Linked DNA regions of Mus musculus: region 2 is linked to region 1. The links are chromatin loops, found by intact Hi-C in ENCODE. Cell type or tissue: gastrocnemius. All regions are shown on one strand. Each heading gives the region's core, and the rest is flanking DNA. Links, peaks and the distances in the headings are about the cores only.

What was found. Peaks named below come from ENCODE experiments on the same cell type or tissue, not always from the same donor. Only the 100,000 strongest peaks of a DNase experiment are listed, where the experiment ranks them.
Region 2: a loop joins it to region 1, with 4 times the contacts of the local background. A loop is called at or near these places in 2 of 42 quality-filtered maps.

Annotation. Positions count from the first base shown.
Region 1 is chr11:21,006,993-21,019,574 of GRCm38, reverse strand. No RefSeq gene overlaps it. Among named protein-coding and RNA genes, the nearest start is that of Peli1, 78 kb to the left of the region's middle. In gastrocnemius, for the core only: no CTCF peak of the experiment used is centred there; DNase peaks (open chromatin) are centred at 3,219, 3,852 and 4,592; H3K27ac peaks cover 1,605 bases.
Region 2 is chr11:20,950,794-20,963,375 of GRCm38, reverse strand. Gm32293 (a long non-coding RNA gene) reads right to left here. Exons shown (of 7, transcript XR_872298.3): 6 at 12,278-12,364. Among named protein-coding and RNA genes, the nearest start is that of Gm46273, 39 kb to the right of the region's middle. In gastrocnemius, for the core only: no CTCF peak of the experiment used is centred there; no DNase peak of the experiment used is centred there; H3K27ac peaks cover 1,506 bases.

The DNA.
Region 1 (12,582 bases), core at 2,631-7,630:
TCACCTCAGCCCTCCCCTGTGGAAATCTGTTGTTTTCAAACCGCTAGGATGCAGCAGCAGGAACCTTCTTACATTTTTGTTTGTGGATTTTCAGAACATTCATCTAATGGTGGAGGAAGGCATTATTACTATTTCCTTTTATTTATTATTATTATTTATTATACTACTTTAGGCTCCTATACTGTTTCCTTAAGACTCTAGAAGACATTTTGATAAGGGAGGAAACTCTGTGATAGGCAACTTGACTTGCACTGTCTCCAGAACAGTGCACAGTGGAGTCTGCATTCTTTTCTAAACTGACCTGCTCCAAAAAGAAAGGGTCTAGTCTGTCTCACCGAGCATGCAGAGCTAAAAGACGGCAAGACCAGCAGACCATGTGTGCTTCTCAAGCTTCATGTCTGTGATAAAATATCCTGATGGCTAGGTTGATATTCTGTAAATTGAACACAAGCTAATGTTAGCTGGAAAGAGGAACCTCAACTGAGAAAAATGCCTCTATCAGATTGGCCTGTAGGTGAGTCTGTAGTACATTTTTATGATTGTTGGTTGAGGTGGTAGGCCAAGTCCATGGGAGGGGGTAGGGGGCAGTGATGTTCCTGGGCAGGTGGTCCTGAGTGGTATAAAAGAGTACAAACTACTACCCATGAGAAGCAAGGCAGCATTCTTCCATGGCGCCACTTCAGTTCCTGCCTCCGGTGTCTGCATTGGGTTACCATCTGAGACCTAATGGTGTTGGCCATGGTGTTTGATTGAGGATAAAGACTTACTATATCTTGCGATTCCAAGTTTTAGTCTATCACTGCGGGGAATGGATAGCGGCAGGAGCTTGAGACAGCACATCCACCTTCACCAGCAGAGAGAAATGAACATGTACACACCCACTAATTTGCTTGCTTGTGCTCTGCCTGATTTTTCCCAATTCTTTTAGAGTTTAGGACCTCCTGCATAGAGCTGCCCACAGACGCCTGGACCTTCCCACAGTCTCCTACAGTCATGACCACAGGTCAATTTGGTATAGACAATCCCTCATTGGAAACTCTTCCCAGGTGTTTCTGGTTGTCAGATTGACAGAGCTAATCACCATGACCCAGGCAGATTCATCTATTTGTCTCCCTTTTGCCTTTCCTTCACTCTCTGCCTGCCTTCTAGTAATTTCTAGCAGAACATACTCCACTTCACACATCTGTATCACAATAGCAAAGGCTTATGAGAGCAGAAAAGGGTTAGACCACCAGACTGCATGTTACTGGGATCCAGCTATCATCCAAGCACGAGTGGGGACGATGTTCCTTCCTTCCTTCAAGGCCACACCTTGTTTTCTGGGTCCAAATGTAGGGATATCTAGGCCTCCTTATTCCCAAGTCCTTGATAATTGTCATCTTTCCAAGTCTTCTCCCAGTTTCCTTTTCTAAGAGCTTAGGGGCCAGCAAGGTTGCTCTGAGGGTAAAGGAACTGGGTGCCAAGCCTGAAGACCTGAATCTAATCCCCAGGACCCACACAGTGAGGTGGAGAGAACCAACTCCTGTAAGTTGTCCTCCAACCTATGCATATTCCACACACTAAATAAACATAATGTTTAAAACACATCCTTAAGTACTTAAGTGCAGCCCTTGTGACCCATTTCTGGGAAGCAGACATCCTTGAAGTCCAAGTATAACCCAGACTCAAAATTCATTTCTTGATTGCTAAAACCCACATAGTGATAAGAGATGCACTAGATATACAGGCCAGGCAGAGTAAGGGATCAAAGAATTGGAAAGAAGTAGGAAATAAGAGGGGGAGGGGGAGAGAGCAAGAGTGAGAGAGATAGCAAGAGCACCAGAGAAATGCATGTTTGTCTTTTGCATATCACTCCCTTACAGCTTCATCAGTTCTGCATATACAACAAGCTCAATACTGGTTGACTGAATTACTCCCTTGGTGGAGCCTCACCTTCCTGCGCACTAATACTTGCTTTGCTGTACTGGTTGCTCTTTGGTCAGACTGGCATATGAGACGATCGAGAATGAGAATTCACGTCAGTGACCAGGGACTGCACCGCATGTGCTGAGAGCATTGTGCGAGGTGAGAGCTGCTGGCATGGATCAGATACACCTTCAAAGAAGCATCCAGTCAGGCACTAGAGATAATCAGTCAGTGTCAAAAATACTGAGTAGGTAACGTACAAAGTTTGTGGTGTGTTGGAAGGCCAAATGACTTGCTAGGATACCACAGTGAAGTCTATAGCATGAGCTCAGAATTGGTTCCACAGAGGACTTGAGAGAGGGGAGCATGTGGCAAATGAACAAACCCAGTCTAACGAACAGGAGTAGTAGACGCTTCTAGAATTTCCTTGCATCTTTTATCACATGCCAGTCTCTTAAAACATTGCGTATGTAGTCTCTGAAAATATAACTTCATAACCAGCACTGCTCGTAAGGACTACAACAGTGGAATTGTGGCCTGGCATATATTTTCGCTAGTGTCTGCACTAAAGAGAGACTTTGATTGAACAATGCTTCTGGCAGTATTTTAAAGAAAAGATTAAAGTAGCATGCTGCATGTGAACCATTCTGTCCAATTCTGCATGCAAAGCAGATGGCTGCTAAATGTTCCATTTCTGGTATTGTTTGTCTTATAAATGCTGAAGAGGAGTTGAAATGAAGGATTCCATTACATTAAAAGAAACTCTCCCTCCCCCCCCCCCATAACATATTCTCGACTAACCAGCAAGCTCCCTGCTCCCCAGAGAGATGCTCTTAGGGGCACACACATTCCAGAACAATTAGTTTCCCTTTGTTGTTACTAAGAGCCCTAAAAGCCATGGAAATCAATACACACAATAGTTTATCACTGACAGATTAACATTTTCTATTGATTTCTCCTGGAATAGGACTCTGTGTCCCCCGTGGAGCTTTATTCTTTTAAGAGACAAGGAGGCAGCAGAGCTTTGAGATGCTTTGGCAGCAGTTCTTATGAAAAATAACAAGAAGCCCTTGATAGCTCCAAGTCTCACTGACACGTGTAGGAGGGAATTGCACTTGCCTACCTGTGCCCACAGTGCATCTCTGTGCCCAGAGGCAGATGCTCTATGTCTTGTCACACAACTGAGGACTGCTATCAGTTTGCAAGAGTCTGGTGGGCTCTTGTCTCTCTCTCTCCTCTCTGAAAATCACAGTTATCTGGTCATGCAGACTTGCACGTTTGCCAAGCTGTCCTGGGAACTCCATTACAAGCAGGCTATGGTTCTGAACTGAGGCCAACAGGTCCCGGCTGTTACCTGCTGTAGGGCTTTGAGCTGGTTCTTTTCCCTGATAAGAGCAGGGAACTGTGTGTGCAAAGGCCACTTGATAACATGAAATCCTGACTGGATGACTGGCCCTGTATCCTTTCCCCTCCTGAATGGATTGTGAAATCTAAATCATCACATCCATACCATATTTTAAGTGTGTGTGTATGGAGAGGCTGAAGGACTGAACTAAAGGAGTCAAAATTCTTCAACAGTCATTCTTGATTTTATATATATATCAGAAGAAATGTAGCAATGGGATAATAGACAGGAGAAAGGAAACAACAGGGGTTCATCTATTTATCTTATACCTTTTAGTTCATTCTATGGAATTCACAGAAAACATAAGTTATAATAGTAAAATAAATAAAGAAATAACCTATTTTATAAAGGCAGACATTGAAAGCATTCTACCGAGTCACTTTATTTTTGTCTGGAAATTTTTACTCCAAATGACCCCTCATACAAGGGATATAGCTGTTCAGCGTTTCCCAACAGAACAACGTTATCCATTAATGTTCTTTGTGTTCAAAGATACTTCTGGCAGTGATGTTCCTATTCCTGTGCAAGAGTCTGGCAGAGAGCCCTACAATGTGACCTAATTTCTAAACAGCTTGTCCTTCTGGTGAGCTAGGATTCTTAAAACTTGCTGCACATTCATGACTTGAGCCTATAGAATCCTATAGGTGGTGAGGAAAGAGTTAGGAAGGCAAGAGAGACTCCCACCTGGATTACTTTGTGTTACTAGAATTTTTTTTCTATCTGGGGATAACAGCCTCTGCCTGTTATTAGAAAGGATGGTGCAGAAACCAACACATTAACCGTGCTTTCTAGGAGAAGGGCTCTTGAGAGCCTGGAAGTGAGAATCATTAGGTGATTTCCTGTTGACTCTAAGGCACATCTTGTATATTTATAGTCAAGCTGCTCTGGAAGGGATGGGCAAAGGTTATGTATGGGCCTGTCTAATCATTCCTTCCACTCTGAGTGGTTCTCGAAAGTCAAATTATAACATTGCTTAAAAGGGAAGGGCACTTCACAGAGAGGACACTTACTAACCTCTTGAGGGATCCTTGTGCATTGATCAAATGACAGATGCATTCAGCTTTCATAATGTAGGAGTGTAAAGAAGAATGTGGGGTCGCTATGGAGCCATGGAGAATCATAGAGCAAGTGGTTGTCTCCTTGGCACAAGAAGGGGAAGTTCCAGAAAAAAATGATCTCAACCATCATGAGAAGAAAGGAAACAGAAATAAAAAGTGGCAATCTTCAATTCTTAAAAGCAGTTCTGGCTCTTATTTAGATACAACACACTGCATAGGTTGGCAGGGCCTTTGAGCCTTGCGGTGCTGGTAAGCTGTCCTCATGTTCTGTCTTGTAGCTTACTGTGTGTGAAATGTGCACTTCACCTAATGAAAATCATGTTATAGGAATGACAGCTAAAGGGAATACAGCTAATAGACAGCAGAGCAGAGTTACGCAGGGCACTCGGACACAGTGCACATTGCCTTTTTGTTGCTCTGACTTTTATGGATCCAAAAAGGATATCTTATTTCTTTCACTATCTTCTGGAAGGAAGAGATCCCCGAAGAGATCTGTTGCCTGTTTTGTTTTTCAAATCTTGATATACAGCACTTGCTCCTGATAAAGAAAGAGGCTGTAAATGGCGTCATAATTTAATGTCAAGGGGTTTTAGACATGAAACATTCAGTGTGCTCTTCTTCCCTTACTCAGTGTTCCTAGTCACACACTGACATCGTCCTCTGGCCTGTCCACTCTGTCCAGATCAAGCTGCTAAAAACAGCAACCACACAGAGGTGGCCAGCAGCAACTAGGATTTCCATTCCTGTCTCTCAGGCTGCAGATCCTGGGAATCGAGAGAAGTGTTAGACTATAGACTTCCTCTCATTTCTTCCCACAAACTTTCCCACACCCACTTAACAGACTTCCTCTGGAACTAGAGTTCTATATTAAAAACTATCCTGCCTGGATGAGCCCATGACACTGCTCTCATCTTTGAAAGCAATATGGGAAGAGCTATCAATATAGTGGGTTTGCCTATCAGCAACCTACCTATATGTGCTCTCCTTAGGGTTTTCTCCAGCTGCTCCTCCTCCTTCTCCTTCTCCTTCTCCTCCTCCTTCTCTTTCTCCCCCTCCCCCTCCTCTTCCTCCTCCTCCCCCTCCTCCATCTTCTCCTTCTTTTCCTCCTTCTCCCTTTTCCTCCTCCTCCTTCTCCTCCTCCTCCCTTTTCCTTCTCCTTTTCCTTTTCCTTCTCCTTCTCCTCCTCCTCCCTTTTCCTTTTCCTTCTCCTTTTCCTTTTCCTTCTCCTCCTTCACCTCCTCCCTTTTCCTCCTCCTTCTCCTCCTCCTCCCTTTTCCTTCTCCTCCTCCTCCCTTCTCCTTCTCCTCCCTTCTTGTCCTCCCTCCTCCTCCTCCTCTTTCTTCTTGTCTCATTATATAGCCCAGGTTGGCCTCACTGTGTAGCCAGACACACTGTGTAACCCAGGCTGGCCTTGAACTCATAATTCTCCTGCCTCAGCCTTTGAGGCCAAAATGGAGGTGACTGACACCACAAGCAACAGATTTGAAATTTTATATAATTTGGGATAAAGTAGATTTTTCTGACATTTTAGAGGCAAAATGAATGGGTATCTATAAAACAACGCCAGTATGTATCAACAACTGGGATCCACTGTTTAAGGGTTCCTGTGGTCAGTGTAATATTTTCTTCATGATATCTCTATTTTTTTAGTTAGGATCAAGGCATGCTTGTACAGGTCCACATGTATAGATGTGTACAAAGATATACATGTAGACATGAACAAATGCACACATAGGTAATTGGAAATACTTTTGTACTTAACTATGACTTTTGTTCTCATTAAATTATGATTTACAAACATACAGTTGTGTAATTGGGGAAATTTTAAACAGTGGCATCATTATAGGACATTTAGGAATCATCTGGGTTGGGTGGGTTGTCAGCTTCAGTGAATTAGTCATCATGACTTGAAAGGATTTTAGTTATACAAGAAAGAGAGTGGCCATTGATTAGTCATGCCTGAACAGCTAAGGAGCATGGTGAACTCGAAGACTGGGCTCCATTCTTTTCCAGTGGAACAATGTCTTCTGTGCTATGCTTGACAGCTGGATTCTACATTGTAGAATATATAGGCTATAACTTGAGAACAAGCAAGGGGAAAGCTATGTAACATCTAGAATGGTTCAAACCCCTTAACCATAATATCTAAGAAATACTTGGAAGAAATATTGCTTTTATCTAGGAGATGGTACATAATGACTATCTTCTGATGTTGAAGAGATTTGATGTGGAGTATGACATAAACTTGATCTACCGAGCTCCAAACAATAGGATTAGAACAAGTGATTTGTAGCTATTAAGAGATAACTTCAACACGTAGAAGAGGTGTTCAGCAATGCAATGAGCATTCTTGAAACACAGTAAACTCACAATCACTCTAATTCCACACTGGAAAAGAATCAAGCCCAGTCTGAGAGTTTACCATGCGCCCTAGCTGTTCAGCCATGACCAATCAATGGCCACTAACTAGAAAGGGGCAGGAAATAGGCTCTGACCAACTAGAGTTAATTGAGATCGTTTGTTTGGGGCTTATACATATCATTTATCTTACTAAGAATCCAGTTTGTACCTGAAATATGTTATTTGGCTATTGCATATTAATCTTTCAGTAAATTAAAAATTTAGTTCTTCTCTTTCCTGATTTATATATGAATTAAAAAAAATATTTTCTGTGTTTGGGTGTTTTGCCTGCATGTTTATCTGTATGCTGTATAAATGCCTGGTACTTGTGGGAAGATAGAGGCAGGCATTTGATGGGCTGGAACTGCGGTTATATACAGTTGTGAGCTGTTATGTGGGTGCTAAGAATTGAGCCCAGGTTCTTTGAAGAGCAAGAAGTGCTCTTAACCACTGAGCCATCCATCACTCCCGCCTCACCTCTTCCTCATCCACCTCTGTAAATCCTTATTGGTTCGTCATCTTTTAATTTTTTTTAAAAACTAGTTTCTTGTTTAACTGTCCCAGCTGGAATTCTGCTAGGAATAATGGTGACCTTGGCTATAACTTCTAGTGTTCACATTCCTGGAACATTTGTCTAATGCTCCTTGTCTGACTCTGGCCCCACTTGCCGTAACATCTCAGCGGCTGCTCAGTGCTGTGTATCTGTTCTGGGATGGCTGTGGGGTGGGGAAGCTAATTGCTTTCATACTGCAGCCTTCACTGTTCTTTGGTTTTCCTTTTATAATGTAATTTCTTCCATTTCCAGTTTGTAAGCAAGACGCAGAACCTCTCTCTTAATGGAGGAAATAATGGAGTAGATGCACTAAGAAAGTTTCCAGTAATTTCTGTTAAGTGAACTCTTAAGACCAACAACAACAACAACAGAAAACAGTGGCTCTGCCTCTCCCAAAGCCTGCTGTGTACCTCAAACCAGTGAAATGCATTTACTCTACATTCATGTTATCAGTGCTGGAAGATCTCTCCATCAGTCAAAATCAAGAAAACAAAATACAAGTATTAATATATGGTCCATCTGGTTGCTTCTTTAACGGTTTTAAAAAATGGATAGTCTGTAACATGGACTGACACCAATGTCTCAACCCTGTATCAGGTGGGATAGAGCCTGCAGAAGTTGAAATGCATGTCTAGCCACATGTGTGAGTTATAAAGACAGCACAGAAGCCCCAGTGAGTAGCCTGTCTGTTTCTCATGATTCTGCACCATACATGCAGGGAGTGACCTTCATAAAGGGGGGCCCTTAGCTTAGCAGTTGCAGACTTCACTCTAAGTCCACACTGTGTGCTCTTCTATTAGTCTTCAAAAAAGAGCTCCCTCCTTCCTTCTAACTCCCTGTCAGAAGACTCTTAGGTCTTTGAACCCCGAGCAGGGGTGTCCAAACTTTTGGCATTGACACGCCATCTTGTCATTTACAAAATTCAGGTAGCAGAACACAAAACCAAAATTAAACAAAACAGAACCCGCAAAAAGAAGATCACTTTTAGAAATTCAAAATGTTCGCAATTCTGTGTTGGGCCGCATTCATAGCCTTCAAAGCATTGGGGTCAGATGGTAGACTGGAGTTAGGAGCCTGCCCAGCCAAGCGGCTTTGGGGCAGTCATGAATATTCATAAGAGTGTGGGGCCCGGCCTGCCAGTGAGTTTCTGGCAGTTGGGAGCCTGGGAAAGGATGGGCCAAAGCATTCGCAGTTCTTGTTTTGTGAGCTCTGCTGACTTCAGACATCCTCCCTGCTGCCTCTCACGGCCCAAGCGCTTGGGTCCTTCCTGACTTAGGGCCTAGGTGCTGCAGTTGAAGAGGCTTCAAATCCCCACTCCACCCACCAGACAGTGCAAGGCAAATTCTACCCAGAAAATTCAGACATCTCTTCTCTCTGAGTTTGTTCAGTTAACAGAAGGAGATGTGCCTGTGCGCATAATTGGAGGTCTCTCTCCTTCAGTGGCACCTCCAGCTTTACAAATCTCCTTGCTCTTGTGATCACAACTGCTCTGCACATTTCTTTATTTTAGATCTCGAAACTATATTGTCTTTATTCCCACCCCCAACCTACCCCACCCCATTCTTTATTTAGTATAGCACAGTAATTAAAAGTCAGACATTTGAATTCAGAATCCTGCTTGCCCACTTTAGAAGCTCCGTGAATGTGGCGCCATTACCCTCTGCTTCTTCATCTGTTGTTACCACCTACCATATGGATTTGGTCTGAAAAGGAAATGAGTCTCAACAGAAATGCTTAACTCTGCCCCACAAGCAGCAAAGCATTTAGTCCGGCGATTGAACCGAGGGCCTAGGCACATACTAGACAAGAGCTCTACTACCAAGCTACACCCTCATCTTCCTTCTTATTAATTTATATTTTGAATGGACAAACCTGGCCCCAAACAGGGGAATGTCACAGTGGAAACCATCTGGGGCAAATACTACTGAAGTTGGAGTCGTATCAGAAGTCGAAGGGCCAATAAATGGTATCCAGCAAATAAGGAGAAAGGCTGGACCCAGAGAGAAAGCAGAGGGAGTCCAGCCGTGGCGCTGGGATGCTGTCACGGTGAGGAAGCATGGGCCCTGGGCAATTTGAGAACGCTATGCTTACTTGAGCCCTAAGCTGTGCTGCAGACCACACTCTCTGCCCTTCTTGCTCCCACCCTCACTATCCGGTGATTTGACACCTTTTTTTTTTTTTCCCCCGTTTTTTCTTTTTTTGGTTTTTCGAGACCAGATTTCTCTGTATAACCCTGGCTGTCCTGGAACTCACTCTGTAGACCAGGCTGGCCTTGAACTCAGAAAGCCACCTGCCTCTGCCTCCCAAGTGCTGGGATTAAAGGCAAGCGCCATATGCTCATCATGCTGTCACACACTTGCCTGGCCTAGCCCCTCTAGGTGGTCAGTTGGCTGTACCTTTGCCTTGTCTGTTTCTCCTGATACTGTCTACCCTCCATCTCTCCACTACACGTTTTGACCCCTGGGTTCCCACTGGTCGCCAGATCTCTCTCTTTACATCTTCCTAAAGCATGCTTGTTGTAGAGGAAGGAGTAAACCCTGGGCTCACCAGCTCATTTCCTCTTCCCTAACAGCTGAGAAGGCATGTCCTAGTTTCGTTTGCTGTTAGCTTGGGACAATGACCCAATGTTTTTTTTTTTTTTTTTTTTTTTAACTAAATTTACTTTTTTAAAAATTCTATCCACAGGAAACACTAGAGAAACTTTGAGCCAAAAAATAAATGCTGACTGCCTATAAACAGTATAAAGGTTTTTGTTTTTGTTGCTAAATGTGTGACATTAGGCCAAGCTACTTAAAGTCAGTATGTGATTCCTTCAGTTCTCATCAGGGTCAAGATTTGGGTCCTCTAAAGCTGAGCTTCAGCTATCTCTTCAAGATAGCCCCTTTCAAAGGAGCATGCACCTCACCCTGCTAGCCTGAGCTACGCACAGTTCTTTCATCTCTGCCTGAATCATGGTGGCACTGATGACAACTTTGAGGTTCATCTGAGGTTGTGGGGCTCTAATTTCTTTTGAATTTCCTTTCAGATCATTTTTTTTAGCACAGGGGATCTGCCTGGTTCTCAGTTGCTGGGTGAGTTCTGAGTAATTCTACAACCCATGGAACACACTAACACAGTAAATGTAGTCCCGTTACAGTTCCTTCATGGGGGGCCTAAGAAATAGTCCTGTGGGAAAGAAAATTTATGGAGTGACTACAGGAGAGTTTCCTGACAATGTGTGACTATAGGCAAGCCTCTTGGGACAATCTTCAACACAGTGACCCAAATTCTCAACAGCAGAACAGTGGAAATCTGATCTGAGGTCTGATGCTTCTGGTTCGCTGGACCTATGGTGAGGTCTGACCTCATGTGCATTCCCTCTTGTCCCTATACCAGGCCATGCACATCTCTGACTCTGAGTTGCAGGAAGGGGTTGATAGGACCCCCAGTCTCTCTTGCAGGAAAACGGAACAGTTGGTATGGTTTTTGCTGTGGTTGTCCATTTTTTTAAATTACTTTTCTTTGTTTTTTTTTGTATGGCTTACCACATCCTAGCTAATGATACAGATGATAGTTTCCTTTCACTCTGGTGTCTCTATGATTGATTGCTTACGTCTCTAGGAATCACTCCCTGCCTTCCTACCTCGTTGCAAATTGCTACTATCCTCAGAGTCTCCTCTGTGCGCTTGTAAAACTGTGTTGAGGTCCCTGTGTGTAGATGAAGCTCCGCACTGCTTGGGATGAGCATTCCAAGAGAGGGCATGCTACAGAGAAGACTGTCTTAGTGTGCATGGTGAGTTTGAGAATGGGACGTCTGGCAGAGATGTCCAGGAAGCATTTGACTAGATAAAAGGAAAAGTCAGGAGAAGGATGGAGGAGCATCCTGATCAGAAAGCAGAGGAGACCCAGCCCTTCAAGTAAAAGCGTTTCCAGTGTTCTCTGCCCCAGGCCATCCAGGGGTTCACCTGCAATCTAAAAACAATGGCAGAACTGGTTTGTTGATCCCACATTTGTAAATGTGAAATTTAATTTAGAAAAAAAAACTAGGAGATGGTGCAATTAGAGCGGTTTCTTTAAGCTGAAAAAATATCTTTGAGGGTGAAATTTCTTGCTTTTATTGTTGAGAAAACTTCCTTGATCATGTTAAAGGAAAACACAGGTTGGAAAACTCATTTAACGCTTACCCTGGCTTTCCTCAACCTGGAGTCTTCTGACTCACAGCAAACTGAAGGTGAGGCTGGTCACTGTGGGGTTTGGTTCTCTTTTTAAATTTAGAATCATTCCACCTTCTTTTCCTTTTTGAATATGGCTGCCCTTTAGAGGTAATTCTTATGTTTTCTGTATGGTTGGTTGTTGCTGATCTTCAAATATCACCTATGCAGCCAGAATCGGTTGGCAGGTAACTGCTCTGTACTTCTGGCTTTCAGATGCTTTCTATACTGGTGCTATCTGGAATCTGCAGTCTCCTGGGTCAGAGGCCCAGTGCTCCAAGAATCTCTCATTTGAAAATGTAACTCCTTGTGCAGTGGGGTCAATGTGAGAGGGGATGACCCCCCCCCAAAAAAAACAGTGCCCACACATACAGATATTATCAACTCTTGCATTCTCAAACAAAATCCAAGTTCTGCTTTACTGTAGATTTTGGTTGGAAGAAAACCCTTCTTAACTGCAAATCATACAGGAATCATAAAGTAACATACTTGTTTCTTTTTTAAAAATCTTTCTGCCCTTGGTCTTGGAACCCATTATAAAAATGCAGTCTATGTGGCTTATGCTAAATGATCAGGCAGATGCATCATACACGGTGAGGAGAAGGGGACAACCTGCTGTGTCAAGGGCATCGCTCCAGGGTGACATTTCCTTGTGAGTGGCTGGACAGCATTTCCTCATACAGGTGAACACATGCTTGAGACCTGCAAGCTGAATGCCCTGCTTGCGTTTACCTTCATGCCACCTCTGACACTCTACTTTTCTCAGAGGAATAGCTATAACCGACATCTTGTTTGTCGTTTTATTTCCAAATGCCAATTAATGACCAGCTAAAATCACATCTTCCATTTCTACAAATGCTACAAAATGATCATTTTCATTTTATAGCTGAGTTTGGAAAATGAGTTTGGGAGCAGTTATATTGCTGAAGGTCTAGACAGTGAGTTAAGGTTGGATCTGAAGCCGGAACAGTCCCCCACACCCCACCCCTGAGCTCATGCCCTCTCCACGAAAACTTGTCTCCTCCCAGAGCTTTCCTTGCGCCATTTACAATTCTTCCTCCTCAGCATTCT
Region 2 (12,582 bases), core at 3,830-8,829, 57 kb after region 1:
GGTTTCTCACTGTGAAAAGCAGCCTCAGTCTTGGACAGCCATTACTCATATTCCCTTCTCCTGTGTTAGGACTATGGGAGTGAACAGTGGATTTGTTCCAAAAATAATCTCAGGCTCTCCTCGTTCACACTATGGCAATGCCTAGGCTGGGTTTCCATGTCTTCAGAAGTGGGAAACCTATAGCCACAGCCTGCACAGTTGACTCCCATCTGAAGCTTGCTAAGGCTCATTTTCTTGGCTAATCTGGTTGTCATTGTATCCAGCTGGACTGAGTACAGGTTAATAGATAGTGCAAATCAACTTCCACAGAGAAAATTAATTATACAAGAGCATTAACTTACACATGCCTGGAATGACTTCCTTAGCATGTCACACAGCTCTCTCAAACACTGCTGGCTTTGTAAATGAAGCTCTTGTGTGGTTCACAGCTTGTGTGTCTTAGCTCTGGGACTTGCTCTCCTGCTTCTATGTAGCTGACATCTCCTCATGCAACTGATCCAGCCCAAATATTATTTTCTCCAGAAAGCCTGCTGAGCCATTTTATCCAAAGGAGCCACAACCTTACCATCCAGTCACTTAGCTCATTTTATTATGGTATTTACCGTCTGCAATCACCTTGACTGGTCTCCACATCTCTACATCAAACAGAGTTTCCAAGCTGAGATGCTGTCAGTCTTATTGGAAGCCCATTTGACACACAGTAGGAACTTAATAAATATTTGCTGAAATAAGTGACATAGATACTCAGTGTGTGCATTTGAAACAATTCCTGTAAAATGGACGTTTAATTTAGGAACATTTTGTTGTCACCAAAATGTTAATGTGAACTTTCATGAGTGTTTACTTCACTCTGTTTCCTGATGCTATAACCTAGTGCCTGAGACTGGGTGACTTATAAAACAACGAGGTCTATGGGCATGGCACTAGGATCTTCTTAGCTTCTAGAGGTCAAGTGGTCATCCCATAGTGGAGTACCATACAGCAAATCAAAGCAAGCCCTTGGGACCCCATCAATCCATCAGTCCACAGACAGACCAATCCACTTTATGAAAGTTTTCTTCTCAAAGGCCTCAACATCCACACATTAACATAATCTGAGGGCTCAAAGTTCCATTAGATGAAATTTACAGAGACACATCCAAACCATAGCAGTATTCTGTCTAAAAACTCTTGTTCTGTATAGTTATTATTTTCTCCTTCAAGTCAGTCCCGTATTACTTTTCCTTAAGTTTCCCCCTCTGGAATCTTGATTAAAGGGATTACAACGATGACCTTAAACTTTCTATAAAAGAACACACTGATACCTGCATGTCCAACACCAGACACTGTAGAGAATAACAACTATGGTCCTCTCATCAGAGACAAGTAAAGGCAAAAAGACTTCTGATGCTTTCAAATTATTCATGCACTTTGTTTTCATTAGATTTACTTTACTGTTTGCTTCTGTGTATACGAGTATTCATCACATGTGTGTGGGTGACCCCCAGATCAGAAAAAAGCATCAGGTCTCCTGGAGTTACAAGTGATTGTGAGTCACACCCCATCTCCATAGACTTCTGGGACATGAGTTGAGGTCCTCTGCAGGAGCAGCAAGCTCTCTCAACTGCTGAGCCGTCTCTCCAGTGCCTATACTGTACTCTTAGGGGGAAAGAGATTTTATTTTTCTATTCTTTAATGAGTGTGCTCAAAATCAAGGTACTATTCTTTTAAAATGTGAGTATACACACAAATGTAAATGTATATGTGTCTACATACTATGTTACACACACACACAGCCCAATTTGTAGAGAGCACAAAAGAGCTGCCACAAGAAATCCATGATTAATTACCAAATTACAGACCTATGGCTACCCCAGATGCTTGTCAGTTTTAGGCTGAGTTAGGCAAGATTTTTTGAAGGGTAGCACTGAGTCCTTATAAAGGTGGCTGGAGCAAGAGAGGGAGAACATAGCAAGGAACATAGAGTTGTGGTGCCTTGTGAACATATGCAAGCAGCCCCTGGGCCCACAGGACTTCCATCATGCAGGTGAAGGGGCAGTGCAGGGAGCCAGAGGTCAGTGGGGCAAGAAAGACCCAGGTCACTGAGTTGAAACAGAGATATTTGGAGAGGAGAACTGGGCACATAATGTAATGAAAAGATGCCAAGAAACAGTTGTCAGTAACACGTGTCACTTGTTACAGAGAGGGGGTCCTGAGAGGAACTGATGGAAAGCCAGGACAGAAGCCTGACTCTGGCTTCTCTCCCATGGCCCTCCAAATTTGATGTTTAATCCTCACTCCCCAAGTGATGGCACTGGGAAGGGGGAGTGATGGGTGTGCCAAATGACATTGTAAATGAAGCCCAAGGGAGGTCATTTGTCCCTTTTACCAGCTTAGGCTACCTCCAGAGGACAGGTCCTCAGCAGGATCTAACCCTACCTTGACCTTGGACCCCGCCCCCCGCCCCCAGGCCCTAGAACTGGGAAGGATCAGTTTCTGCTGTTTACAGACCACTCAGTTTTCTTGCAGCAGCCTGAAGTGATTTGATCAAGCCAAGGCTGTTGCCGCTGTGGGCTGATAAAAATGAGGCTGGAAAAGAGACCTGGGATTGTGGGAGAGTTCACCCGGGCAGGTGCCCAGCAGCGTCTACTTCCTTGAGGAGTAGAAGCACTGTGAATAGAAACAGGAAGAAGGCATTTTATAGGCACCAAGTAAACTAGACAAGAGTAGTAAACTGGTGGGGGGGGGGCGCAAGATCTGGGGTACAGGATGAATCACTGAGTGTTACTAGAGGAATAACTTGTGAGACTGAACTCCCACCCCACCCCCCAATATGTAACTTTTAAAATTCTCTATAAAAAACATTTACTACTTTTGTAATTTAAAATACAAAGGTGCTTAAAAACCAAATTCATTGCCTTGCTTTTAAACTCAACCATAGCTCATATAATCAGAAAACCTTTTTCTCTTACTCTGGACCTTAGAGATTGCTTGCTAGCAGAGCTTGCTTATTCTGTAGTGTTTCTCTGTGTCAGCTAACTTTCCAGGGCTGTGACTAAAATATTCAAAAGAGAACAACTTAGGAGGACTTCCCTACTGTAGCTTGTGTAATTTCTGGGAGCGATGCTAACAGACATCTTCAGGCAGCAAGGACAGAGTAAAGGACACCACCCAAGTCTTGCTTGGCAGAGCAATGGATATATGGGGCTTATAGGTGTATGCATGAGTGGGTGCTTTCAGAAGCATGAATGGAAGGTCACTTACAGGAACGTGGGTGACACAGAGGCAGCTGCATTATCCCCAAGCCCACCCCAGCATGGGCAAGAGCTGCCTGTACAACCTGCAGGCAGCCCCAGGAAAAGTCTCTCCTCCATAGCAATTGTTACTGCTTGTGTAATATCAGGAGGGGGGGGGGCTTTGGAACACTGTACCTTCCAGGATTCTTTTGAGCATCCCTCCTCCCTCTAAGGAAGAAAGGTTTAAATTCAGAGGAAGTTGCTACACAGCAGGGCTCACAGTTTGAAGAAGGCCATCCACAGCTTTTCCTTCTATTGATTCAGGACCTATGATGAGGCAGAATGTCACAAGGCAGGAGCATGTGCCAGAGGCTACTCATCTCTGGGAGGACAGAAAGCAGAGAGATGGAATCCAGGAAGCAGCCAGGGCAAGATACATCCCCTAAGCGTATACTAGGCCTCATTTCCTACCTTCTGCCATCTTCTGTTGATACTATCAAGTTATTAATGCATCAAAGGATGAACCCATTGATTGGATCGGAGCTTTCAGAATCCAATCAATTTCCCAAAGCCCACTGGCTGATAACCAATGGGCTTTAACAAATGGTCTGGGAAGGACACTTCATGCTCACACCATTGGCTGTGACCCTCAACAGAGGCAGCTACTGCTAGATGCATTTATGTTGCCTTCCTAGTGGTCTGTGAACCTACAAAAGCCATTGCTTCATTTATCTGTGTCCTCCCCATTTATAAGTAGATGTTCAGTTAATGCCCAGGAGCTGAAGACACCTGAAGGAAGCAGAACTAGACCCTTATCAGGAACATTTGGAATTCTTTGTAATGTGCTGATGGCTTTGGTCAGATATAGATATTATGTTTGGGGTCCTACTCCAAAGACACTCCACCTCAGAAAGGTGCCACTTAGCCAAGAGAATTTCATCTTTTACTAATTGGAATAAGACAGGAAAACAATGTGGGCAGATGAATGTTAATAATAGGTCAAACTGGAGGAAATGCCAAGGGGATGGGTAATGAATACCCTGTGTCACTCATGAGAGTCAAACCTGCCAGACATGGCACTCATCGGTATTGCAACGCTTGCCTCCGCCTGTGCACACAAGGCCATGTTGGTCTCTTCCTTCTCTCTGCCCAGGTTGCCACCCTGTCCCTGCATCCACACCTCCTCCCACCCTCCAACAGAGCTGTGTTTTCCTTTGTTAGCTCCTCCCACATGAGTTTCAGATAAATTCTAGTCCCTTTGGGAGCATCCACATGACCTAGGTTTTCCTCTATGTACACTTCTGAATTCTGATAAAACTCTAAGAGAGCAACAAACCTGAACAAAAGGAGAAAGAGCAAAACATATTCCAGGAGCCGTTCACACTGACCCACTCCATCTTGTAACAAAACCAAAAGTCCTATGGCAGCAGGGGCAGGCGGAGGGGCAGCAGAGGGGCAGGGGGGAAGGGCAGGGACAGGGACAGGGGCAGGGGCAGGGACGGGGGAGGGGCAGGGGCAGAGTGACTGGGGCTGCTCACTCATAGTGGAATCTCTTGGCAGTGGTATTAGTCTGAAGGAAGCTGGGGCAAGAAGTTAGGCGTTAATTCTGCTAACTCCCCATGTGAACATCTGATCTCTTAGCAACTTTGGCCTTAGTGGGCTGGCTTTGGGCTTTCACCTTTTCTTCCTGTCACCAGCTGTGTAACCAGAAACTGGTTTTGCCTTGGCTAATGTAAACAAAGGCTTAAAACCGGAGCATTTTGAAGAGGGGAAGGAAATGAAGCTTCCTGAAGTTCGAGGCTGCTCACCCAGAGGAAACGGGAATTAAATAAAGTGAAAGGTATTTCTCAGAGAAGCTGCTGTGTCCTTGTCGCCTCAGGCTGGGCCTGCAGAGACTAAAAAGAACTAGGTACATTCTCCCAGGGGCTCCTCTAGCAGAGCTCAGGCACTTATCTAGGCTATGTGGAAGGTCACTGAACCTCCAGAACCACCGTTTGCCTTAATCCCCACTTCTGAAAGCCCGCCCAGGCTAAGCATGGGCTGAAATGTCTGCTACTCCAGGGTAGCCGCCCAAGTACACTCTAGGTCTTCAGTAGACTGGCTTTAGGTGTGTGCCCCAGGGAAATTCTGACTTCATCCCTGGCCCTGCCCTTAGCTCTCTCAGGTTTCTAGGAAGCAGTCCCCTTGGCTGGCTGTGAGATCTCTACAGCAGGCAACATGGTGCTAAGACTTCTTTAATGACCTTACAAATGCAGCCCAGACCTACCTCCTTTCACCTGCTCCCTGTCAGGGGCCATGCCAAGTTCACTGGCTCCCTGAGCCTGTGCTAAGAATAGTTCTGAGGTGAGCCCAAGAGTACTTGCTCATTCTGACCTGGAATACTATATCATCTTCCTAAGAAGTATATTTACTTCTTCTGGGTTTTTTTTTTTTTTCCTAGTAAAGATTAATTTGCCAAAATCATTCTTTGATAGCACACATATATGAACACACACACACACACACACACACATATCCCCTATTCCATTTTAATAAGTCATGTGTATCCTTCCCTATCTATCTATCTATCTATCTATCCATCCATTTATCTATTATGTTTCTTCATATAAACACATATAATCATATAAGTATGCATGGCTATATTCACATGTTTGTATATGTAAGTTGCTCTTCTCTTGCTCTTTTCTCTGCAACATTAACCTCTCTGTCCTCTTCCGTTAGCCTTCTTTCTTCTTATGTGGGCTCTTGAGGGCAGTTGAAGGGATCTATACTTGTGAGGTTTAGATCCTAAACAGTGACCTCTGACCTCACAAAGCTCTCAGCTCAGCAGCCATTTCACCAGCCCCTTGGTCAGCAGCCTTTCCACTTCCCAGGGGACTTGCTGCCATCCTCTAACCCTGTGCCCTGTCCATCCCTACCTAGGGCCACCTTTCATTTGACTGGCTGGGGGACAGCTTTGACCTCAGTCAGCAGGTATAACACCGCAGCGCAGGCTGGGCAGCCTAACTGCCGGGGACTGACTTCACACAGCACTCCAGATCTGAAAATTCATTCCTAATGTGGCTTTCTCACAGCTACCTTAACACCTTGTCCTCAAACAACAGAGTGGAGAGGGCTCTGGTCTCTTCCTCTTCCGGAAAGAGCATACATCTCATCATGGGGTCACATCCTATGACTATAAAATCTAATGAACTCCCCAAGGCTCCACCTCTAGAAACTACTGTATTGTGGATCAAGACATTGACATGTAAACTTGGGGAAACAGAAATGTCCACACAGCTCCTGCTTCAAACTCCTCCACCATCCATCAGGACTGCAGGGTCCTTGGTGGACACAGTAGCCTTCCACACCTCTCCTCCCTTCTAACTAACTCCAGCCATCTGTCCTGCCCGAGCCTCTGCTGGCACCCTTAATCCTATAACGCTTGGTGCTGCTTTCTTTACCAGCCTTTCTGACTCTGTCTACTTGAGCTGTTCCCAGCTTACCTGTCAGTGTCAGTGTACAGGACTCTCAGGGACCGAGCAGTTGCTTATGTTGTCATCTGCCACCACCTGCAGATAAAAAGGTCTGCCTGCCATGCTAGCTCTCTGTCTGTCTGTCTGTCTCTTTGACTCTGTCTGTGTCTCTGTGTCTGTCTCTGTCTTTCTCTGTCTGTCTCTCTCTCCCCTGCTTCCTTCTCTCTCTCCCTGAACCCTACCCCGCCTATTCTCTCTGCCCTCATGGCTCTCTAGCTGCTCTCTGTCTCCGTCTCCGTCTCTGTCCCTGTCCCTCTCCATTCCTTCTCTCTCTCCCTGAATCCTACCCCTGCCCATTCTCTCTGCCTTCACGGATCCCTGTCTGTCTGCCTCTATCCCTCCCCTCAGGTCCTCACCCCCCACCCCTCCAGTACCACCCTTTTGCACCAGATCTATTGCATAATGTAATTTCTCAGGGCTATTCCTTGTCATGGGCTGTCCAAAGATGCCCCCTCATTGCATTATATTTATTAATAGCTGGGCTCCAGTCTGTTCCTCCACAGCTCTGCTGGCCTATCTTGCCTGCCTGTCCTGCTGTCTTTTCAGCCCTTTTACTTGCCTTGGTTTTCTGAATACTAGTCTTCTCTGTGCTCCCCTTCCTCCTATGCTTAGCCGTTAACCTTTACTCTAAAACTGAGCCTGCTCCCACACCAAAGACTGACCACAAGCACCAAGACACCTTCCGATCCATTCAGGACCGGGAGAGGGGGCGGGTAGGCATGTGCAGTAGACGTGGGCATTGTTACATAGGGAGAAAGAAAAAGGATGGAATAGTCTTGCCAACAAGGCAAACAGGGAGAACAGTCACATTCCACAAATGCTGCCCGCACCAGTTACCTCCAGTCCGTGTCCTCTAGCGCTAGCTAAGAATGTGAAAAATGTACCGTTTCCTGTTTGAATAAGGTGGTGGTATAAGAATGCAAGCACTGTCACGAAAAGGGCACCTGCATTACTGCTCAGCACCAGCTAAACTACATCTGGGACCTACATCAATGTCCTTGCTCCTAAGATCTGACCTTTCTTCAAGTCCTAGATTCCAAAAAGTGGAAGGGAAGGGAGGGGAGGGGAAGGGAGAGGCCTAACCCTTAACTCTTTTGGAAGATGAAGACTCCCCTTGGGTGACAGGGTTGCCCTGGGAATCTCTAAAAAGGGATTATCTGGGATGACCTGCCTTCCCAGTTTGGCCAGTTATGGAGGTAGTTGGAGTCACTGTAGACATAAGGCTAGCAAAGTAATGCTGCCCAAAGCCTGCGGGATACTTAGAACTACCCCAGGTCAGAAAGCAGAAAGAGAAACCTGAAACCAAATGTTTCTCTGTAAGGGGCCCCCACTTCCTCCCCTGTGACCAGCAAGGTCCAGGAATGAGCTGCCCTTGGAGAGGTAAAGAGTCCAGCATCTTCCCATGGTACTGGAAAAGTTTCACTTTGCCTAAAGGGTGAGCAGTGGCTGTCAGCCTTCCTAAGGCTGCGACCCTTTAATACAGTTCCTCATGTTGTGCTGACCCCCAACCATGACATTGTTTTGTTGCTACTTCATAACTGTAATTTTGCTACTGTTATGAATTATAATGTAAATATCTGATATGCAGAATATCTGATATGAGACCCTCAAATGGGTCATGACCCACAACTTGAGAACAACTGTCTGAAAGCATATGGGTTTGAGTGCAAAAATGCCCTGCTTCATCAAAGGCATTCCTGTGGGACTGCAGCCGTTCATTCTCTCCACGCTGGCCCCCTGCCTCAGTATGTGTGTGTTGGGGGGGGGGTGGTATAGGGGGAGGGATACCTTTAACCAATGTGTAAACACTGGGGTAGTTCTACCCTCAGTGCTAAAGATTCATCTATTATTTAGCTTGTGAGCAGAAAACTTATCTTTCCTAATTTTCAAGCCCCAGGGGACTTAGACGGATTAAAAGAGAAAGAAGACTGCATGCCCACCTCCCTCCCTCATAGACTGTCTGCTCGTGTTGAAATGGGACTTAGTGCTCCCCACCTCACCTCTCAAGATTGTGTGAAAACTGAAAACGGTGGATTTATACTTTAATCTGGTCCAGTAGCATTCCAACCATTAGGAATATAACAGTACAGTTTCAAGAATTCAACTTGAGGGGCCATAGAGATAGATGCCTCAGCAGGTAAGGACACTTGCTGGCAAGCCTGCTGACCTGAGTTCCATCCCCAGAGCTTATGAGGTAGAAGGAAAGAATGAACTCCCACAGGTTGTCATCTGACCTCCACCCACAGACTGTACACACACACATACACACACACACACACCATTTTTTTAAGAAGTTGGGGAGATGGCTCAAGAGCACTTGTTGCTCTGGCAAAGGACCCAGGTTCAATGCCCAGCTCCTACATGGTGGCTCGAACCACTTGTAACTCCAGTTCTAATGCCGTCTTCTGATCTCTCCCACTCCACCCAGGGGTTCAGACTGGACTGAACTTTTTATATCAATCTCAAGTCACATGGAGTCTAGACTTGTGTGTCCATTACTCAGAGTTAGGGACTAAAGCGGAAAACACTCTCACATGTCCCAGCACCCTCACATCTGTATGACTAATCTGTGAGTGTTTAAAATTTGCATGTTTAGTTCTTTCCAATTCCCTGGACACTCACAAATGCAAAACAGAAAACATCAACAAAGCATATCACACAGAGAAACACATACACACCATGTACATACATATACCACGTAACCCCATACATACACACACACCACACATATGCATAGCAACATATTCACACATACACACCATCTACATACATATACCACATAACCCCCATACTTACACACATACCACACACATGCATAGCAACATATACACATATACCACATACATAGATATTCCATGCACACTACATATATACACATACACACATACCACACATACCACATACAAATATATGTACACCACACAATACATACCCAATCACATCACACACACACACACACACACACACACACCACATACATATATACATACATACCCCCCACAGACACATATATACCCCCCACATACACACACATATCCCACCCCAACATGCACACATCACACACAGCCTACACACATTTAAAACAGCTCCACTTACTTTGATGATTTAATAAAGTTAGTAGCTATGAATCTGCCAGTCATCTAATCAGAGGTTCTGTTGTTAAAGGTTTGGATTTTTGTTTTTGTTGTTTGTTTGTTTGTTTAATTGTTGAGTCAAAGTCTCCCTAGCTCTGGCTGGCCTAGACCTTGCTATGTAGCCCAGGCTGGCCTTTCACCAGCTCCTAGTGATGACAGGATCACAGGCTTGGGCCATCGCAGCTGGCTAAAATGTCTATTTTCTTAAGAACTAATGAAGGACCTCTGACTCATTCACTCCTGCCATATTTGTGTTCTAAAATCTGGATATTAGATTCAACTGTACATCTCGCTATCAGATAAGAAGGTTAAGGGAGATGCTGAAATCTAAAACTAGAATTGCAGGGTCCTTGGCATTTGCCATTTAATTAGATGACATTTCGCGTAAGTAAACAGTCTGTACTGGCCCTAGGACTCAAGTTGAAAAGCTCAGGTCAGGGAGGACTGGGCAGAGAACCAATAATGATTACAGAAGACTCCCAATAACTGTTGTTTTTCTCTTATTTGCTGCTACTTTAGGCTTATTTTGCTTCCAGAGCTTATTAGACTTAAAGTACTGATCCCCAGTGCCTACTAGATCCACCCCTTAGATCTCTTAACTATGCCAGGTATGAGACAAATAATATTCTGCTGTGTATAAATTGATCTGAACATGTGTGTTGTGCCTGAACCCTTCCTTCTCTAGAGAGGCATCTGGGAGAAGACTCTACTTCCGTCTGTGTAACTGGGCATCGGGGCTGTTTGGGAGCACCAGCAGCAAGGAGACAGGCTGGCTGCTTACAAGGATCCAAGGCTACCAAAACTACAGGGGCAGGGCTTCTGCCCACTTCCCCACTTCTTGTTCCAGTGGGCACTAATGGATCTTATAGCAAGACAAATAGGCATGTAGTCCGCCACCAGCAAAGCCAGTTCCAACCACTCCCTGCAAGGAAGGAACTTTTAAATGAGTATTTCTTCCTTCCTCCCTCCCTCCCTCCCTCCCTCCCTCTCTTCCTCCCTCCCTTCCTCTCTCCCTTCCTCTCTCCCTTCCTCTCTCCCTTCCTTCCTTCCTTCCTTCCTTCCTTCCTTTTCTTCTTCTTTTTTTTTTTTTTTTATGAGACAGGATCTTACAATGTAGCCTCAAACATACAACAATCCTCCAGTTTCTCTCTTTTAAATGCTAGGATTACAGGCATGAGCCACCATCCTCTCAGCTAAAGAATTCAATGTTTCAAAGAAAATATTGAAATAATTTCATTGGAGAAAACTAATGAAGTGTTTTCATCAAATTATTTTATGATTTAGTGATTATTTTATCTTGAATTGATTGGGCTCTAGGGTCCCCAATAACCTTATCTGGCCTTATAAGTAGGAAACAGAGGGATCAGACCAAAAGCAAAACCAACTGGCAGATTAACAGTTGACATTTTGCCAACCCCATGATAGATGTAGTGGTTATTATAGGGAGATCTGCTCCCAAATCCTTCATTGGCACTCATACTGTAGGTTATTTGTTGAGGTTTGGTCTGCTGTTATGTATTGTAATGCTAAAGACTGGCTTCCAAAGTCTGGTTGTGTTAACATCCCTCTAGGCTCTGCCCCACAGTTACCTGGCAATAACCAAGTATGCCTGACTCACTATAAAAGGGGATGCTTGCCCCCTCCTCTTTCTTCTGCCTTCTTGCTCTCTTATCTCTGTGTTCCTTCTCTCCCTTTCCCCTCCCACCTCTCTTTCTCTGCCTTTCTCTATCTCTACTACCTCCTTGACTCCCCTCCCCATGCCCTAAATAAATGCTATTCTATACTATACCATTGTGTGGCTGGTCCCTCTGTGTGGGGGGGAGGGATGCCTCAGCATGGGCCCACAAAGGCATACACACACACCCCTTCCCCTACACCATATTTCACCTCCACCAAACATATCCCTGGCTTCTTTTTCTTTTTTTTTTTTTTAATAAAACACAACAGGTTGCCCCCAGGGATGAAGAGATACTCTTGTATACCAAGTGATGCTATGTAACTTTGTTCTTTAATTTAAAACTATTAGTTGAATAAAGATGCCTACAGCCTATAGCTAGTAGAAGATAGGTGGAGTTTCAGTTCCAGGGGTTAAGGTCAGAGGCAAAACCAAGAAGAGGTGAGAAAAGAAGAGTGGAGAGAGAGAGAGAAGATTCCATGGAGTAAGGGGTCATGAGAGCTGGCCTGTGGGGGTAGAAGCAGGCCAGGTGAAACAAGACAAGCCATCCCGGGGTTATTGATAGAGAAGCAGACATAATAGCTTAGAAGGTAGACATCTGCCTAGCTCTAGTGCTTTAAAGGCTTATCCTAAATATAAAGGTTTTGTGTCTTTTATCTGGGAATAAAATTATTTAGTCAGGGTAGAAGTCCCAAGTTGAGATTAAGTATTTAATACAACAGTTATTTATCAACTTACACAAAGCATGAGAAGTAATCTTGAGTCTGGAACAGTCAGAATAAAAGCAAACAGGTGCCACGGACTGGACTCAGTCGGTCTCTCAACCTGCGGGGAACCAGGGTTTCAGTACTCAGGAGGGTAAGAAGTCAGCAAAAAGTGACAAACGGACACTGACACAGAGAGAGTGCTGTATTTGAATGTAATTTCTCAAAGCGAGCATCAGACTTATATTACAGAAGAAAACAAAGAGGTTAGGTGACACATCAGCCAAGGTACATTGAAGTTATCTGACATAAAAGAAATACATAAAGATTAGCAGGAAC